2 separate regions of the Homo sapiens genome follow, and region 1 is linked to region 2. The links are chromatin contacts, found by Hi-C or POLR2A ChIA-PET in ENCODE. All regions are on one chromosome and are shown on one strand. Each heading gives the region's core, a stretch centred on a gene start or an enhancer-like site at or near the end of the contact. The rest is flanking DNA. Distances are from core to core; before and after follow the strand shown.

The links. A loop is a pair of places that touch in the nucleus more often than their neighbours do. ChIA-PET counts read pairs that join two places held with the same protein, here RNA polymerase II (POLR2A). Pooled maps may share reads with other maps.
Region 1: a loop to region 2 is called in a map of naive thymus-derived CD4-positive, alpha-beta T cell, with 8 times the contacts of the local background. The contact joins the promoter of WDR13 here to the enhancer-like site in region 2. A Hi-C loop is called at or near these places in 1 of 168 maps with a recorded cell type or tissue (naive thymus-derived CD4-positive, alpha-beta T cell) and 7 of 50 pooled maps. POLR2A ChIA-PET finds 5 or more read pairs at or near these places in 7 of 52 experiments (A549, BJ, HEK293 and 4 more).

The regions. Positions count from the first base shown.
Region 1 is chrX:48,592,147-48,598,741 of GRCh38, forward strand. It overlaps WDR13 (WD repeat domain 13), which reads left to right and starts at 5,346. Exons shown (of 10, transcript NM_001347217.2): 1 at 5,346-5,468; 2 at 5,812-5,891; 3 at 6,571-6,595. The coding sequence starts at 5,851. RefSeq lists enhancers at 5,652-5,971, 5,992-6,061, 6,082-6,141.
Region 2 is chrX:48,626,443-48,633,844 of GRCh38, forward strand. The region is part of intron 1 of LOC107985695 (a long non-coding RNA gene); the gene reads left to right. Among named protein-coding and RNA genes, the nearest start is that of WDR13, 33 kb to the left of the region's middle. RefSeq lists an enhancer at 5,386-5,455. Within about 2 kb of position 5,414, at least 2 of the 41 ENCODE cell types and tissues checked have a DNase peak (open chromatin) inside an H3K27ac peak, as active enhancers do.

The sequences.
Region 1 (6,595 bases), core at 4,096-6,595, 34 kb before region 2:
CTTAGGTTTGTGACAGTACATATAAGATCAGTATAGTCAGCACTCAGTAATGCAGGCTATCACCACAACCAGGTGGGACCTATCCCAGGACAGCAAGGGTGGCTTGACATTTGAAAAGCATGAGATGTAGTTCAACATATTAGCAGGAAAGAAAGAGAATCAAGGGCTGTAATTGCCTGGGACTGTGATATCAGATGCAAGGGCTAAACACTCCCAGATCTGCAATCTAGCCCTGAATGCCTCACTGGGCAAGCTGAATTGAGATCTTAAGACCAGAGTGATCCTAGTCCTACCCCTGTGAAGTGATTTCCGCTGGCTCTGAATCCGTGGCCGACAGGCTTTAACGTCCGCCTTATCCTCACGCTCAGCAGTCCAAGGCTTTGTGCATTCTGGTTTCAGTTCAAATTTATTTTTCACACCTGCCCCCCAGCAACAATAACCAAACTACTATTTTTTTTTTTAAGAAGAGTCTCACTCTGTTGCCCAGGCTGGAGTGCAGTGGCGTGATCTCGGCTCACTTCAACCTTCACCTCCCAGGTTCAAGCGATTCTCCTGCCTCAGCCTCCTCAGTAGCTGGGATAACAGGCACCCACCACCATGCCCAGCTAATTTTTCTACTTTTAGTAGAGATGGGGTTTCACCATGTTGAGCAGGCTGGTCTCAAACTCCTGGCCTCAAGTGATCCACCCGCATGGCCTCCCAAAGTGTTGGGATTACAGGCATGAGTCGCCATGCCCGGCCAAACTACTATTTCATTTACAAGTTTACCAATTTCTTACATTATTATTTTCTTACTATTGATCTTGGCAGTTAGAATCGTAGCTCCAGGGACTGAAGAAGTATCTGTCAGAAGGCTGGCTTGCTAGTTCAGCACGCTGGGGACCGCACAGTGCTCCGTTTGAGGCTTTTTCCAAAGGCAGAAATTTTATTTCTGACTTAGGGCATAGAGAGTTGTCACCAACCCCCATTTGGGGGTTGTGAGAACTTTGGCTTCAGAGGCAAATGTTTTCCCATCAGGAAATGATGAAAGTTATGAACTCATATCCCAACCCCCACTCACCCCATTTAGGAAGAAACTTCAGGGATGAGATAAGTGAATGAGGATTCCGTGTCTCCACTCCAATTACACCTCAGCTCCATGGCTCCTCCCGTTTCTCTCTCTGGCCTTGATTCTCAGCACACCTGTACCCTGAACCACCTACACTTTCCCACCTACACTTTTACTTTGTCCTCTGAAGTTGGGGCCCAACTTGAGATTTTATTTCAGCCTGTGGTAGCAATGAAAAGCAGACACAGCCAATGTGGTCCACTGCGTTCCTTTGCATTTCTTGTTTTTTTTTTTTTGTTTGTTTGTTTGTTTTTTTTTTGAGACAGGGTCTCACTGCGTTGCCCAGGCTGGAGTGCAGTGGTGTGATCACGGTTCACTGCAGCCTCAACTTCGCAGGCTCCAGTGATCTCCCACCTCAGCCTCTTGAATAGCTGGGACTACAGGTGTACACCATCATGCCTGGTTATTTTTTTTTATTTTGTAAAGATAGAGTCTCACCATGCTGTCAGGCAGGTCTCAAACTTTGAAAACTAACCGAAAGCTTGTAACAAGCAGAGGAATGTTTAATCAAGAAAAACCAGCTGAGTGGCTCATGCCTGTAATCCAGCACTTCGGGAGGCCAAGGCAGGCAAATCACGTGAGGTCAGGAGTTCGAGACCAGCCTGGCCAATATGGTGAAACCCATCTCTACTAAAAACACAAAAATTAGCCTGGCATGGTAGTGCACGATTGTAGTCCCAGCTACTTGGGAGGCTAAGGCACGAGAATCGCTTGAGCTGGGAGGCAGAGGTGCCCATGTTGGCGAGGCTGGTCTCTAACTCCTGGCCTCAAGTGACCCACCCTCCTCAGCCTCCCAAAGTGGTGGGATTACAGGCGTGAGCCACAGTGCCCAGCCAACAAACCTTTCATCAGCTTGTTTTGTCTAGTATCTTATAGCCTTATAGGAAGAGGTTTTAAAAATAATTTTTATAAATTTAATATGTTAATATTGAAAAACAATAAAAGAATTCATTCCAATGGTGAAACAGAATTTCCCAGGTATCCCTGACTCGAATTCCTGACTCTTCTGTTATTTCATTCCATCATATTTCTTTGGAAGCAGAGTGGTGGGATGAAGGGGCAGGGCTCTGTTGAGAGAAGGTGGAAGTGAATGGGAAAGGTATTTATCACAACACTCTTTATGGTGAAAAAAGAACATGGAAATAAACCCAATGCCAGTCACAAATAGGGGACCAGTTCAGGGCTGGGTGCAGTGGCTCATGCCTGTAAATCTCAGCTCCTTGGGAGGCTGAGGTGGAAGGATGCCTCAAGGCCACGAGTTCGAGACCAGCCTGGGCAACATATCAAGATACCCCCATATCTCTCTCTTTTTAAAAAAAACAAAAAAAAAAAACAAAAAAAAAAAACAGGGTCTTACTCTAACATCCAAGCCAGAGTGCAGTGGCATGGCTCACTGCAGCCTTGACCTCCCAGGCTCAAGCAATCCTCCCACCTCACCCTCCTGAGTAGCTGGGACTATGAGCACACACCACCACACCCAGCTAATTTTATTTTTGTAGAGATGTAGTCTCACTGTGTTGCCCAGGCTGGTCTCAAACTCCTAGACTCAAGTGATCTTCTTGCCTTGGCCTCCCAAAGTATTGGGATTACAGGTACGAGCCACCATGCCCAGCCGACCCCATGTCGCTCTCTCTTTTTTAATTAATTTATGTTTGAGATGGAGTTTCGCTCTTGTTGCCCAGGCTGGAGTGCAATGGCACGATCTCAGCTCACTGCAACCTCCGCCTCCAGGGTTCAAGTGATTGTCCTTGCCTCAGTCTCCCAAGTAGCTGGGATTACAGGCTCCTGCCACCATGCCCGGCTAATTTTTTGTATTTTTAGTAGAGACAGAGTTTCACCATGTTGCCCAGGCTGGTCTCGAATTCCTAACCTCAGGTGATCTGCCCGCCTCAGCCTCCCAAAGTGCTGGGATTACAGGTGTGAGCCACCACATCCGACCTCTTTTTTTTTTTTTAAGAGACAGGGTCTCGCTCTGTTGCCCAGGTTGGAGTGTAGTGGCATGATCACAGCTCACTGCAGCCTTAACCTCCCAGGCTCAAGCAATTCTTCTGCCTCAGCCTCCCGAGTAGCTGGGACTACAGGGATGTACCACCATGCCTAATTTTTGGTAGAGATGGGGTCTCACTTTGTTCCCCAGGCTGGTCTCAACTTCCTGGACTCAAGTGATCCTCCCGCCTCAGCCTTCCAAAGTGCTGGGATTACAGACATAAGCCACTACGCCCAGTTGACACCATGTCTTAAAAAAAAAAAAAAAAAAAAAAACGTAAGGGAACCAGTTCAATAAAATGTCACCCTTGAATTCCCTGGGCTTCAGATATCCTCATCTGTAAAATGGGGATAGTAACAGGACCCACAACCTTCAGTTATTATGATTAAATTGACTGGGTACAGTGGCTCACGCCTGTAATCCTAGCACTTAGGGAGGCCGAGGCGGGCGAATCACTTGAGCTCAGGAGTTTGAGACCAGCCTGGCCAACATGGTGAAACCCCGTCTCTACCAAAAATAGAAAAATTATCCGGGCGTGGTGGCAAATGTCTGTGGTCCCAGCTCCCGGGAGGCTGAGGTAGGAGGACTGCTTGAGCCCAGGTGGCAGAGATTGCAGTGAGCCAAGATCGTGTCACTGCACTCCAGCCTGGGTGACAGAGTGAAACCCCATCTCAAAAAAAAAAAAAAGATTAAATAGATTAATATATGTATAAAATACCTTGAACAGTACCCAGCACATTGTCTCATAAATATTAGTTGTTCTTGTTAAGGTTACATGTTTGTGCAGTGAAATAGAGTTTACTCTTTATCAATCATGTTACAAAAGAGTATTTAATATGAAAAGACACTGATAAGCTTGTTACAGGGACAAGGGAGATGCTGAGTCAACACAATACAGTGTGATCTTTCGGTGACTTTAAAACATTGTTGAATTGATTGTATTTGTTATAAAAATAATGTGGAAAATAACAGCTTTGAATTTTATGTCAGTTGATGTTAAGATCCAACAGGAAGTTTACCCTGATAACGTTAAGATGAACAGTTTGAAAGCAGCTTCCTGCTGGAAGTTGAAATAGAGATGATTCAGATAGCCTCTTTGGATCCAAACCCCAAAGCTTCTTTTGCCTAATTCTATCTTCTGTCTTTAGAAACTCAAGCCTCGACTGGGCTCGGTGGCTCACGCCTGTAATCCCAGCACTTTGGGAGGCCGAGGCGGGCGGATCATGAGGTCAGGAGATTGAGACCATCTTGGTTAACACGGTGAAACCCCCTCTCTACTAAAAACACAAAAATTTAGCCAGGCGTGGTGTCGGACGCCTGTAGTCCCAGCTACTTGGGAGGCTGAGGCAGGAGAATGGCGTGAACCCAGGAGGCGGAGCTTGCAATGAGCCGAGATCGCGCCACTGGACTCCAGCCTGGGCGACAGAGCGAGACTCCCGTCTCAAAAAGAAAAAAAAAAAAAAAAAAGAAAGAAACTCAAGCCTCAAGCTGTCTGGGGGCATCCAAGTCCAACCATCCCAGTCACACACACACAACCGACCTTACTCATCCCAGGGGTGTGCAGAGGCCCACTGCAAGAACTGGTGAACTTTCAAGGCGTCTTTGCATATATGATGATTTTTTATTCTATTATTCAAGTTTTGCTTGGACAAGATTGTGCTGCTAAAAAGTGGCCTACACCACTTTTTTTGTTTTTGTTTTTGAGACAGGGTTTCACTCCCGTCGCCCAGGCTAGAGTGCAGTGGCGCGATCTCAGCTCACTACAACCTCCGCGTCCTGGGCTCAAGCAATCCTCCTGCCACAACCTCCCGAGTAGCTGGGACTACAAGCGCCCGCCACCATACCCGGCTAATTTTTGTATTTTTAGTAGAGACGGGGTTTCACCATGTTGGCCAGGCTGGTCTTGAACTCCTGGCCTCAAGTGATCCACCTGCCTCGGCCTCCCTAAGTGCTGGGATTACAGGCGTGAGCCACCGCGCCCGGCCCTACACCACTTTTTAAAAGTCGTGTTTCTTCTCTTTTTTATAATGTTGTACTTCTGATTTCTAGGGAATGATTAGCAAACTCACCCCTGACGCTATGTCCCTTGGACATTATCCTTGTATACACAAAAAGTGCAATTAACGAGTGGGTAGAAGTCAAGGGGTGGAGCCTCCGTCCTTGGGCTTGAAGCCAATGTCCCTCAATGCGCCTGCGAGACTCCCACGCCCTGGGAAGGATGCCTATCGATTCGCTCTGGGCTCGGCAGTTCTTTCTGATAGCAGGCAGCCATCTTGCCTGGAGCCTGAGAAAGGGAGGAGAGACAGAAGGAACCGGCGACAGTGGTCTCAGGGCCGCTCCGGGGGGCCTCAAGAACCGGAGGCAGCCCCGGAGGTGGTCCCCGATCCCGGGCTATGCTCTTGGATCTGAGAAGGGAAGGCGGAGGGCGGCGGGGACAAGATGGGTGGAGAATGTCAAGCAAGGAATGCTAGGCGGGGGAGGGGCGTTGCTATGGCGACTGGGGAGGGGCGGTGTCTGTTCTGAATCGCTGTGTGTCACCCGGGCGCTGCCCAGGAAGGGCAGGGCTGGGGTGATGACCATGGTAACACCCGGGGGGGAGTTCGTGACATCTCCGGCGCGGAGGGACTCGATGTCTATGGCAATGGTCGCCTGGTGGAAGGGACGGAACTAGATCCCTTCGCTCGGGACGCTCACATTCCAGGCCCTTGTCCTGCAGGCTGCCGCGGGCGGACACGCCAGAGGAGGAGGCCGGGGAATGGCCGCGGTGTGGCAGCAAGTCTTAGCAGTGGACGCGAGGTGAGGCGTGGGGTCAAAGCCCATGGGAGCAGAACTTACTGTGGTGCATGCGCAATGGCGATAAGTGAGGCTGGGCGGAGAACTTGCCTTATGCGGCTGCGTGGGCATGCCGGAGGTGAGCATGCGCAGTAGCGGGGGCGGGCACGCCCGCGGTGAGTTGGCTGCGCCGGAGAGGATTCTAAACAGCAAGCTGGGAAAATGTGGTCAGATGTGGGCATGCGCAAAGCGGCTACCTGTGAGAGGGAGGTGGGGCTCAGGCAGGTGACATCCTATCCCCTATGGGTGTCCCCTAGACTTTTTTTTTTTTACATCATCACTTCCCCATTCTGACCCCATCACCTCCCAACGCTGACCCCCATAATGTCAGTCTGATTTCTGTCGCCCTGGTATACTGACCCTAATTATTGTCTGCGCTGACCCAGTCACCCCGTAGGGACCCCAGCACGGCAGCAGACTGACTCTGTTGTCTGCAAACTGACCTCATGACCATGCTCATTATTACTGCAGACTCACTCCCACCACAGGACCAAGAGGTCCCTCATCACCACTGCTAGTCATTCTTACCACCTAGGCCCCAGTCACTGCCACACACCTCACTCTCCTGCCGTACCCCCCCCCCCGAGCTGATTGATTCCCTCTGTCCTGTGCCTGCTGCCTGCCCTGCATCCTGACCCTGCAGGTACAACGCGTACCGCACACCAACG
Region 2 (7,402 bases), core at 4,164-6,663:
ATAGCCTTTCTAATTGATGGCTGGGCTCCAGTGAGACAGAGAGAGGGATCTTTTTATAAATGAATCTCAGAGGTGGTATTATCATTTCTACCATATTCTATTTGTTTTGAGTCACAAAATCCAGACCACACTCAAGGCGGGGGGCACAGACACCAGGATGGGGAATCATCAGGGACCACCTCAAAGGCTGACCACAGCATTGCCCCTAAAATGTATGGGGCCCCAGACAAGTATTTTTTGCAGGAACTCTGTCTATATAAACAATTTAAATACAAAATGTATTACAAGATCATGAGTCCATATGAGGTATTGGGATTTACTGATGAAGATTTTAATTTATTTATTTTAGAGATGGGGTCTTGCTCTGTCACGCAAGCTGGAATGCAGTGGCGTGATCTCACCTCACTGCAGCCTCAAATTCCTGGGCTCAAATGATCTTCCCACCTTGGCCTCCAGAGTAGCTGGAATTATAGGCATGACGCCACTATGCTCAGCTAATTAAAAATTTTTGTTGTTGTTGGTGGAGATAGTGTCTTGCTTTTGGAGGGTAAAGGTTTAGAACAATGTGTCGACCCATTGTGAAGTGAAATAAATCAATCAATAAATAAAATAGAACAGTGTGTATGTCTGGGTGTGGTGACTCACCCAACTACTTGGGAGGCTGAGGTGGAGCCCAGGGTTGAGAAATGTTCAAGGCTGCAGTGAGCCATGATGGCACCACTGCACTTCAGCCTGTCTCTAAAAAGAAAAATTTTTAAATGAAATAATGCTATAGCTGTCATAAATTTGTAGGTACTAATTAATAGAGTGGCAAGATGCAAAAAGTATAACCTCTGGGAAATGTAATAAATAAATGATGGAAATATACCAGAAGCAGGAGGCTTTAACTTACCTTTGTCAGCAAATGACAGCTCTAGTAGACAAAAACAAAAACAGTATAATTAATAAAGCTATATCAAATTCTCTTTTCTTAAAACCATGAATACATCTTTTAGTCAGTCAGCAACTATGGAACATTAGTAATCACTGGCCATAATATTAGGCCACAGAGAAAAGTTTAATAAATTCCAAAAAGTAGAATGGATACAGACCACATTCTTTGACCATAATGCAATAAACATAAACATGGACTTTTTCTTTTTTCTTTCCCTTTCTTTTTTTTTTCTTTTCTTTTTTTTTTGAGACAGAGTCTTGCTCTGTCACCCAGGCTAGAGGGCAGTGGTGTGATCATGGTTCACTGCAGCCTCTGCCTCTTGGGCTCAAGTGATTCTCCTACCTCAGCCTCCTGAGTAGCTGGGACTACAGGCGTGAGCCACCACACCCAGCTAACTTTTTGTATTTTTTTGTAGAGACGGAGTTTTGCCATGTTGCCCAGGCTGGTCTTGAACTCCTGAGCTCAAGCAATCCTCCTGCTTCGGCCTCTCAAAGTACTGGGATTACAGGTGTGAGCCACCAGGTCTGGCCAAACTTGGATTTTTTAAAACAAAAATAAAACCACAAAACTCCAATAGCTCAGGGAAAAAAGATTTAGCTCTCTCACGTTTTATAATATCCAGTGCTGTCAAGAGTATGAGGAAAACTGATAATATATAACAGGTGGCAGTATAAAATTCAGCAAGCATTTTAGAAAAAGTTTCACAGTATTTATCAAAGTTTTACATTTATATACATTTTGATCCAGGATTTTTTTTTTTTTTGGCTAGGAATTTGCTCTTTGTGTGTGTGGTTTTTTTTTTTGTTTTGTTTTTACTTTGTAAATTTACTTAAAAAAATAGCTGTCTGCATATTTTTAATGGATGAGTAAACCAAAAATATATAAACAGCTATTTATAAAGGGGTGAATAAAAAAAGATAAAATAGTTTCTTATGGGTGGAGGGAGAGGGAAGAAGGTTGAGGAGACAGGGATAGAAGCTAGATTTATCTAAATATACCATATTATTATTATTATTATTATTATTTTGAGACGGAGTCTCACTGTGTCGCCCAGGCTGGAGTGCAGTGGCACGATCTCGGCTCACTGCAACCTCCGCCACCCGGGTTCACGCCATTCTCCTGCCTCAGCTTCCCGAGTAGCTGGCACTACAGGCTCCCGCCACCACACCCGGCTAATTTTTTTGTATTTTTAGTAGAGACGGGGTTTCACCGTGTTAGCCAGGATGGTCTTGATCTCCTAACCTCGTGATCCACACGCCTTGGCCTCCCAAAGTGCTGGGATTACAGGCGTGAGCCACTGCGCCTGGCCCATATTATTATTATTTATCTTTTGAATATACTGTACTATTATTGAGAACCATGCAAACACAGTATCATTGTATAATCATTATTATATAAAATTATGTATTATTTAAAAATTGCATCATATCAAAAGGAAGTTATAGATTACTGGGGTCATATCAAGCAAGTTTCAAAGGCTCCCATTGGCCAAAGATGGGGCAATTTGAGCATCAAAAAGAACAATAACTGCAATAGATTGAAATACATCACCTAGCCCTCAGGGCAGAATGATGCCACAAAATCTCCCTGGCCACCTTTGGAGGATGCTAGTGAACCAACTCATTCTGAAAACTGATAAATAAAGAGAGAGACAAAGTAACTGACTAGATAATTGATTAAAGAATTATTATTTTTGAGATATGATCATGATTTACTGCTAACTTGTTAAAAGCTCTTATCATTTGGGCCGGGCGCGGTGGCTCACGCCCGTAATCCCAGCACTTTGGGAGGCTGAGGCGGGCGGATCACAAGGTCAAGAGATGGAGACCATCCTGGCCAACATGGTGTAACCCCGACTCTACTAAAAATACAAAAATTAGCTGGGCGTGGTGGTGTGCACCTGTAGTCCCAGCTACTCGGGAGGCTGAAGCAGGAGAATTGCTTGAACCTGGGAGACGGAGGTTGCAGTGAGCCGAGATTGCACCACTGCACTCCAGCCTGGCAACAGAGCAAGACTCTGTCTCAAAAAAAAAAAACAAAAAAAGGAAAAGTTCTTATCATTTACAGCAACATCTTGAGAGATTCATGGGTAAAATGATGTAATATCTGGGTGTTGCTTCAAAATAATCCAGTGGGGATGTGGGTAGAGGACATAAAAGAAACAACATTGGCTGTGAATTGATAAATGTTGAACTAGGTGATGACTACATGGAGATTTATTGTATTGTTCTCTCTACTTTTTTATACGCTTGAAATTTTCCATAACAGAAAAATAATTTTATGGAGGCAAAAGCTGTAAACAGTGTTCTATGCCTATATTGAGAGTATGACTCATGACTTTTTTTTAAAAAAAGCCAGACCTGACCTTAAAAATTTCTTTTATTTTAATTTAATTAAAAAAAATTTTTTTAGAGACAGCGTCTCACTTTGTCGCCCAGACTGGAGTGCACTGGTGTGCTCATAGCTCATTGTGCAGCTTTGAACTCCTGGGCTCAAGCGATCCTTCCACCTTAGCTTCTTGAGTAGCTGAGACTACAGGCACGAACCACCACACCCAACTAATGTCTTTATATTTTATATTATTTTATTATAATTTTATTTTACTGTATTTTATTTATTTGTTTGTTTTGAGACAGGGTCTTTGCTCTGTCACCCACGCTGGAGTGCAGTGGCATGATCTCAGCTCACTGGAGCCTTGACTTCCTGGGCTCAAGTGATCCTCCCACCTCAGTCTCCCAAGTAGCTGGGACTACAGGCATGCACCACCACACCTGGCTAATTTTTAAAAAATTTTGGTAGCAATGGGACCTCAACATGTTGCCCAGGCTGGTCTCAAACTCCTGGACTCAAGCAATCCTCCCTCCTCAGCTTCCCAAAATGTTGGGATTAGAGGCATTGAACCACTGCACCTGGCCTATTTTATTTTTGAAAATAGAGACAGGTGGGGGGGGTGGGTGTCTCCCTATATTGCTCAGGCTGGTCCCGAACTCCTGGTCTCAAGTGATCCTTTTGGCTTCCCAAAGTGCTGGGATTACATGAGCCACCACTCCTGGCCACTGTGCTGGGTTTAATTGTGGAGAACTATAACTAAGCATTGTCTTTAAAAAACGAGTACATTGGCCGGGCGCGGTGGCTCACGCCTGTAATCTCAGCACTCTGGGAGGCGGAGGCGGGCGGATCACGAGGTCAGGAGATCGAGACCATCCTGGCTAACACGGTGAAACCCCCATCTCTACTAAAAATACAAAAAATTAGCCGGGCGTGGTGGCGGGCACCTGTAGTCCCAGCTACTCGGGAGGCTGAGGCAGGAGAATGGCGTGAACCCAGGAGGCGGAGCTTGCAGTGAGCCGAGATCGCACCACTGCACTCCAGCCTGGGCGACAGAGTGAGACTGCCTCAAAAAAAAAAAAAAAAAAAAAAGAGTACATTTTGGGCCGGTTGCAGTGGCTCACATCTACAATCCCAGTACTTTGGGAGGCCGAGGCAGGCGGATCACCTGAAGTCAGAAGTTGGAGACCAGCCTGGGCAACACGGCAAAACCCCGTCTCTACTAAAAAAACATAAAAACTAGCCAGGCATGTTGGCGGGCGTCTGTAATCCCAGCTACTCGGGAGGCTAAGGCAGGAAAATTCCTTGAACCTGGGAGGTGGAGGTTGCAGTGAGCCCGGATCACGCCACTGCACTCCAGCCTGGGAGACAGAGGGAGACTCCATCTCAAAAAAAAATTAAAATTAAATTAAAATAAAAAAAGAACATTTTGGCCTACAATTCCTGACAAAGATGGAATGTGGGCAAATGCATGATGACCTGGATTATTTCTGGGAGAATTGTAAAGAGTTTCTGTAGTCAGCAGAAATGCTTTGAATACTTTCCATATATTAGTTCATTAATCCCCCATGAAGTACAAGTAGGGGAAACTGAGGCACAGGGAAGTTGACTAATTTGCCCAGGGTCACAAAGTGAGTAAGTGGCAGAACCGCTATTTGAACCTAGCTGCGCTCATAGTGCTTTAATCTTCAATCAGCGAGGATCGTCAAGTTGGCTGCTGGATCTTTCTGGATCTTTTTTTCATTACCTCGCCTTTCATGTTGTTTGTCCACATAGCTTGAGGCTTTATCACAGATTGCTCTTGGGGGCAGTGTTACTCCAGAAATGCCGGAATGCTCCGCTATTCCTCACTCCACCCCTAAATATACAGCATCTCCTCCCGCCCTTAAGCTCTGAAAAAAATGCTGCGGAGCCAGAAAGGCTGCAGAAAGCCGGGTGTGACCACTGGCTCTGTAGCCAACCTGTTCCCTGCTGCTGCTGCTGCTGCTGCTGCTGCTGCTGCTGCAGTCGTTTGGTTTCCTCTTTGAATCTGAGATGATTCTGAGGTCTACACTGCAAACTCTTGGCATATATCATTTCTAGAATTCCATTCCTACTCGACCTAGGCTGTGAGTCTGCACTAGTTCGCGGCACGTTAGATCGCGCCCATTTCCCTTATTGGCAAGTTGTCAGGTTGAGGAAGCTCCAGGCCTGGAGGAGGGCATCTCCAGCCACCAGCCATGAAGCCCAGGGCCTCAGGCACCTTCTGGCCTCCGGGTGGCCTCCTCTATTCGCTGACCCAGACACTAGTCCAGTGGTTCCCAAAGTGGGGTTCCCTGGCAGGCAGCAGCTGCCTCGCTGGGAATCTATTAAAAATGCATACTCCCAGGCCCCACCCATGACCCACTGAATCAGAAGCTGTGGGCCTGGGGCCCAGCAGTTGGTGTTTTCAGAAGCCCTCCAGTGGACTCCAATGGTTCCTAGAGTTTCAAAAGCACACTGGGCTAGGCCAGGTGTGCCAAGAGAGAAGTAGCTTTTTGGCTCAAGTCCTCACAGGAATGGTCAGAGGGTCCCCATCAGTCTATCAGTGTGCACCATACAACGCTCACAGAGGGACACACGTGTGCCCGTGTGCATGCGTCCCTGTATGGACTCCAGTTGGAGGGGGAGGGACAGTTTTGCCTTGTGGTTTTGTCACTCGCCATTGGAAAATAGCCCTTTCCCCTACTACTAAATAGCTTCCCATTGTTTTCTAGTCCCTTTACTTCCATTTCAGAGAGTGTTTTCTCTTCTGTGTTTTTTTGTTTGTTTGTTTTTTGAGACGGAGTCTCACTCTCTCACCCAGGCTGGAGTGCAGTGGCGCGATCCTGGCCCATTGCAACCTCCGCCTCCGGGATTCAAGCAATTCTCCTGCCTCAGCCTGCTAAGTAGCTGGGATTACAAGTGCCTGCTACCACACTCACCTAATTTTGTATTTTTAATAGAGATAGGGGTTTTGCCATGTTGGCCAGGTTGGTCTCGAACTCCTGACCTCAGATGATCCACCTGCCTCGACCTCCCAAGTGCTGGGATTACAGGCATGAGCCACCATGCTGGGTCCCTCTTCTCTTTGGAAAAGTCATCCACGTTGGTTGCAAGTTTTTCAGAAAAGAGGGAACTACATTATAGAAATAAATGGCAAACAGACACCCAACACCCAAGGAATAATTTCTCATCTCTGTCCTTTCAATGTGTATATTTCTAAATGTCCGTGTTTATATTTACATAAATTAAAAAAAACGGTTTACTTGTACGTGTCATTTTGTTTTTATCTTAAATTTTTGTGTTTTTAATTTTGGTGATATATCATTTTGGTTGTACTTTTTCACTTCTGTACATACTGTTACATAACATGCAGTTTTCCAGTAACACTAACTTGTGAATGCATATTTTACAATTTTATTTATATTTATTTATTTATTTACTTTTGAGACAGTCTCACTCTGTCTCCCAGGCTGGAGTGCAGTGGCTTGATCTCGGCTCCCTGCAACCTCCACCTCCCAGGTTCAAGCAATTCTCCTGCCTTAGCTTCCCGGGTAGCTGGGATTACAGACCCGCCACCGCGCCTGGCTAATTTTTGTTTTTTTAAGTAGAGACGGGGTTTTACCATGTTGGCCAGGCTGGTCTCAAACTCCTGATCTCAGGTGATCTGCCTGCCTAGGCCTCCCAAAGTGCTGGGATTACAGGCGTGAGCCACCGCGCCCGGCCCCCCCTTTTTTTTTTTTTGAGACTGAGTTTCCATCTTGTTGCCCAGGCTGGAGTACAATGATGCGATCTCAGCTCACCACAACCTCCGCGTCCCGGGTTCCAACGATTCTCCTGCCTCAGCCTCCCCAGTAGCTGGGATTACAGGCATGCACCACCACACCCGGCTAATTTTGTATTTTCGGTAGAGACGGGGTTTCTCCATGTTGGTCAGGCTGATCTCAAACTCCCAACCTCAGGTGATCCGCTCACCTCCACCTCCCAAATTGCTGGGATTACAGGCATGAGCCACCGTGCCTGGCAGGATAGAAGCCATTTTAACTGGGGTGAGATGGTATCTCATTGTAGTTTTGATTTGCATTTCTCTGATGATCAGTGACATTGAGCACCTTTTCCTATGCCTGCTTGTCATTTGTA